Linked DNA regions of Homo sapiens: region 2 is linked to region 1. The links are chromatin loops, found by intact Hi-C in ENCODE. Cell type or tissue: endothelial cell of umbilical vein. All regions are shown on one strand. Each heading gives the region's core, and the rest is flanking DNA. Links, peaks and the distances in the headings are about the cores only.

What was found. Hi-C counts contacts between places; a loop is a spot of excess contacts. Peaks named below come from ENCODE experiments on the same cell type or tissue, not always from the same donor. Only the 100,000 strongest peaks of a DNase experiment are listed, where the experiment ranks them.
Region 2: a loop joins it to region 1, with 8 times the contacts of the local background. A loop is called at or near these places in 4 of 110 quality-filtered maps.

The regions. Positions count from the first base shown.
Region 1 is chr10:119,305,514-119,308,322 of GRCh38, reverse strand. All of the region lies in intron 1 of GRK5 (G protein-coupled receptor kinase 5), which reads right to left. Among named protein-coding and RNA genes, the nearest start is that of GRK5-AS1, 32 kb to the left of the region's middle. RefSeq lists enhancers at 1,667-1,766, 2,177-2,256. In endothelial cell of umbilical vein, for the core only: a CTCF peak has its summit at 1,504; DNase peaks (open chromatin) are centred at 1,582 and 2,082; H3K27ac peaks cover 2,145 bases.
Region 2 is chr10:119,232,703-119,235,511 of GRCh38, reverse strand. The region is part of intron 1 of GRK5 (G protein-coupled receptor kinase 5); the gene reads right to left. Among named protein-coding and RNA genes, the nearest start is that of GRK5-IT1, 26 kb to the right of the region's middle. In endothelial cell of umbilical vein, for the core only: no CTCF peak of the experiment used is centred there; DNase peaks (open chromatin) are centred at 1,511 and 1,891; H3K27ac peaks cover 2,109 bases.

The DNA.
Region 1 (2,809 bases), core at 150-2,649:
CACCCATTTTGTAGATCAGGAAGCTGAGGCCGGGGCAGGGTGAGGCGTGCCTGGGGTGCGCAATCAGTGATGGGGGCCTGACCCTGATCCAGATCTGAACAGGAGCTGCTGTGGGCACAGCTCTAGTGCCCAAAGATAAACCCGGGCACTTATGTTCCTGCAAGGACCTGGGGAGCAGCCTTAGACCCAGCTCTGACCCTGCAGGTTCGGCCTACAAAGGCGCACTGGGCATACAGTGCAGACCCGCCATGGGTGCCCACTCCCAGGGGACCAAGGACGATGCCTGGAGAGGTGGGTGCTCAGATGGAGCCTCATAGAGGCAGGGTATAGGCTGGGGCCCCAGGTTCCCCATGACCCTTTCCCTCTGTCCTCTCCCCACCTCATTCCTGTGACACAACAGAGCAAGCTGGGGCAAGGCAGTGGGGCTTTAAAAGGCTTCCTAGAAAATGCTTCTTGAATTGTGAAATGGCCAAGGAGGGCTCTGTTGGCAAGATGAGGTTGTTACCCCTCAGAATTCAAAATCCAGTGTGTATGCAGAAAGGAGGGCTCGCCACCAGGAGACCAGAGTAGAGCATGGCTGCATGAGTTTCCTCTTGCTTCAGTAACAAGTTATTAACGGCACAAATGGAGTGCTATAGACACAAATGTATTATCCTACAGTTCTAGAAGTCAGAAGTCTGGAATCAGATTCACCGGGCTAAATCCAGGTGTCGGCAGGGCAGTGTGCCTTCTGGAGACTCCAGGGGAGAATCTACAGGCCACCTCTATTCCTTGGCTCAATTCATGGCCCTTCCTCCACCTTCAAAACCAGCAGTCGCTGGTCAGGTCTTTCTCAAGCTGCATCACTCTGAACTCCTTTTCACAGGCACAGTCCACTCTCCCTCTAATCAGGCCCACCTGATATCCCTGGATAACCTCTCCATCTCAACAGCCTTAACTTAATCACATCTGAAAAGGCCCTTTTATCAGGTAGGTAACATATTCACAAGTTGCAGGGATTCGGATACGACATCTTTAGGGGACCATGATTCAGCCTTAATCATGCAGTGATTAAGACTGCATGCTCCAGGGCCAGACTGCCTGGGTTTAAACCCAGGTATGTAATTTACTAGCTGTGTGACTCCAGGAAATTTACTCAACCTCTCTGTGCTTCAACTGGCTCCTCTGTAACCACATAGATATAGGCATCAATGAGCTGATGCACGTAAAGCATTTAGCATAGTTAAGAAAGTTCAGTGAATAAGGGCTGCAATTATCCCCTACTCTCCACCTAACTCAGAATGAATGACATCAGAGCTGAGAGGAACCTTGCTGATCACCCACGCCTGCTCCTCACTGACGGCTGGAGACACAGAGGCCCAGGGAGAAAAAGTGAGCCATCAAGGTCACACAGCATTTTTTTAGGCAACCCCCAGTACCCTATAACCATACCTAGTACAGACGAGCCCAAAGAAGCATCCCCCATGTCTCCCCAGTGCCCTGCACCCAGTAGACGCTAGAGGACACTGCACCCAGTGAGTCACCTGGAGGGAGAAGAGGGGAAGTGCTCCCCAGCAGAATGTCTGCAGGAAACACCTGCAGGTGCAGCGGCCCCGGCCAGATCCTCACACCCCACCCACCAGGCTCAGGGGCTCAGGCAGACGTGACACCTCTTTCCCCAGGAGAAGTCAGCAGAACAAATCTTGACTAGGGACACCAAAATCCATATTCGGGGCCAAGAGAAGGTGCTCTGCCCCGCAAGTGTCAGCCAGGACCCCGGCTTCCTTCCCTCGCTGTGTGATCTCAGTGTGGGTTTGGACACATCCCCACTCTGGGCTTCCATTTCACATCAGAAAACAGGACCTGGAATGGCTCAGTGGCTCTCAATCTGCAATCATGATCCAGGAGCCCCTGACCAAGTTTCAGAAAATCCTAGAAGAAGCGCACATGCGCCCCAAGCTGAAGCACACAGGAAGCTTGCTCATCCAGGCACTGAAGTTTATCGGTGTGTGCAGTTCAGGCTGAACAGACTCACACAGAGGTGTCTGCAATCAACAAAACGGGGGAAACAGTGACTCACCTCACACAGATGGCCTGTTAGCGGGCAAATTTCTCCACAAAAGGCGACAAGAATCACCACGGGTCCTTGGCAGAGCCTCAACTAGACTCTGCTGTTTCCAACCAGAGAGGACTGACTCATCCAAAAGGCTCCCCCCTCCCCCAAATCCAGCCCAGGCGGGCACTGCCCCAGTGGTTCAACTCCCTCACCATCACACAGTCCTCCAGCTGACACCCAGGACTCCCAGGGAGGCCTTCCAAGGGCTCAACACGGAGCCTTTCCATGGTCTCAGGGGTGGCTGAGAGCAGAGATACCGGAAGTACAGTGGTCAGGCCGTCACCTGCTTCCTCACTGGGAGTTATTTTCTGCCTCAGGGCCTTTGCATATGTCATTTCCTCTGCTAGATACACATTTCCAGAATCACTTTTTTGCAATGAAACATTTCAAGCTTACAGAATGGGAACAAAATTTCTTTAAACCTGCATACCCACAGGTTTTGTCAAAATAATTCCTCCATCCACTCTCCTGTTGAGAGACACGTAGGTTAGGTCTTCCAGGTTTTTACCTCTCAAATGACGTTGCTCTGGGCACTTACACGTGTCTCCCGGGGAGTGGCACTTTATTGCTGCCCCTACTTCACCCGGCCAAGTCCTCAGGTCTTAGGGTCTTGTCCTTCCCTGATCATCCCCAATCAATCAATCCAAGTCATACCCACACAGCTCTCTCCCACCACTCCTCAGTCAGTGTCTGGCTTTGAAAAAGCAGCTATCA
Region 2 (2,809 bases), core at 217-2,716, 73 kb after region 1:
CTGCAGCACTTGGGACACAGCCAGCCAGCCCACAAACAGCAGTGCATTTGCTTTTCTCTTCACCGAGGAACTCATTTACATAGACTTGATGGTGTGATTTTGTTTCTAAACCTGGCTCTTTTGCTTTAACATTTTCCAATTACTTACATGCTAGTGAGTTCCAGGATATGGTTTTCCAGGGATAATAGGCAAATCAAGTTGCTATTATTCTCTGTCCACCTTGTTCCCCCTCCTGATTTGTTTCCCTAGTATAAATCTACACATGAAGAACATCACCACTGATGAAAGCCAGATTTAGAAATTACACTTATCCCAGCCTGGGCAACATGGTGAAACCGTCTCTACAAAAATAAAAAAAATAAAAAAAAATTAGCCAGTCCTGGTGGTGTGCACCTCTAGTCCCAGCTACTCAGAAGGCTGAGGTGGGAGGATCACCCAAGCCTGGGAAGGCAGAGGTTGCAGTGAGCTGAGATGGTGTCACTGCACTCCAGCCTGGGCAACAGAGTGAGACTCCATCTCAAAAAAATTAATTAATTAGGCCGGGCGTGGTAGCTCATGTCTGTAATCTCAGCACTTTGGGAGGCCGAGGCAGGCTGATCACCTGAGGTCAGGAGTTCGAGACCAGCCTGGCTAACATGGTGAAATGCTGTCTCTACTAAAAATACAAGGCGTGCACCTATAATCCCAGGTATTCGGGAGGCTGAGGCAGGACAATCACTTGAACCCAGGAGGCAGAGGTTGCAGTGAGCCGAGATCGTGCCACTGCACTCCAGCCTGGGTGACAGAGCAAGACTCTGTCTCAAAAAATAATAAGAAAAGAAAAGAAGAAAGAAAAGAAAAGAAAAAAGGGGAGGGAGAAAAGAAAAGAATAGAAAAGAAAAGGAGGGGAGGGGAAGGAGAAAAGAAAAGAAAAAATTACAGTTATCACCCATTCTTGGCTTCCAAATTAAATTTAAGACACATTATCATTTCAAATCCACCTGAAAAAAGTAACCCCCAAATGTACTTTTGCCTCCTACTGACGGTGGAACTTGGGCAAGATTCCTAAGTCTTCTGTGCCTCAGCTTCCTCGTTTATAAGATGGAATTAACCAGTTGTACTTGCCTCATAGGTTTGTGGCAGAATTGAAATAAGACATGTAGAGTAAGAATGAACTACTTTTAGTAATATTTTTTGTCAACACCAACGTGAGGAACGTGGTGGTTAAAAAAGCACAGACTCAACGGGCTGGGTTCAAACCCTGGCTCTTCCATCAACAACTGTGACCTTGGGAAAGTTTAGGAACCTCCCTGAGCTTCTGTTTTCTCATCTGTGGAATTAAGATAAAAATAATATTTACCTCCGAGGGAGGCTGTAAGGAGGTTCTGACATGCATAAGCAGTGTATTAGGTTTACAGCTATTTTGGTGATGATGAAACCAAGGCTAATGGGAGGTGGCACCCAGCCCTAGAGCAGCTGGCTATATCATACGTTCACAGATATGCCCAGGCCCCCACAAGGAAATAGATGGGGGATCAAACCAACATGTGTGTGGACAGAATCCACTTCCGGACTCACACAGCTATTGTTCCTAACACCTTGGGTTCACATTTCCATGGTGACTGGGATGTTTGTTTCCTAATCTTTCTTTGCTACAGTTGGAGTCTCACAAGGGCAGCCAGGTTAAGGATTGTATTCTTTGTGGCAAATATCAAATACACCTGGCCCTCTGCTCAAGCAAAGCCTGGGACAAAGGTGCACATCCAGCCTTCCTTGACTCAGGGGGCTGGCTCCTCCTGACCCAGGCCCCATGTCTCTGGCCTGCTGTCTTGGGTTCTTTAAGGCAGGTATCCCCTAAGGATGTGACTTTTAACCCTGAATGAGTCAGGATCCTTTGACTGTAAGTGGCAAGTCACACGTTCACCCAAACAGGAAACCAGGGGGGTACATCTGGCCCCCAGAATGGCTGGACACCAAAATGAAACAATGCAATGAGGACTCTCTCTCTCTCCCCCACCCCATCAGCCTTTGATTCAACATCGTGCTATGCCGCCTTTATTCTCAGATAGGCTGTGGCAACGGCCACCAAGAGCTCCAAGTTTCCCTCCACCAGCTTGGCAACCCCAGCAGCAGAAGAGCAGCCCTTTTGGAACCAAGAATCCCATCCCCATCCCTGAGGCCAAGCAGAGAATCAAGGCTCTGCACAGCCAGGGCTGAGTCATGTGCTCACTGATGGAACCAATGAGACATCATCTCCACCCAACCTTGTGGATTAAATACAGGGAGGAGTGGTCCCCCAAGAAAAATGGAGGTGCTGTTGCCAGAAGAAGAGGGGGTAGATGTGGGCCAGAAAAACAACAGACACCGTCTGCTCCCACATTTCTTCAAAGCTACTGCCAGGTGCTTGCCTCTGGCATGGAGGAGCCCTTCACCCTCCAAGACTTCACACTGGCCATTTGGCCACTGAGGGAGGCCCAGACCAAGCTGACACCTTTCCCCAGAGCCAGCCACATCTCCTGACTGCCCTGCAGCATCACCTGGGTGCAAATATTATAGTTTTTTATCTTTTAGCTGACACATAACTACGTATTTATGGGGTACATGGTGATGTTGCAATTCATATGATGTACAGTGATCAGATCAGGGTAATTAGCATATCTGTCATCTCAAATGTTTATCATTTATTTGTGCTAGTGTATTAGTCTCTTTTCACACTGCTGATAAAGACATACCCAGGACTGGGCAATTTACAAAAGAAAGAGGTTTCATTGGACTTTCAGTTTCACATGGCTGGGGAAGCCTCATAATCATGGTGGGAGACAAGTAGGAG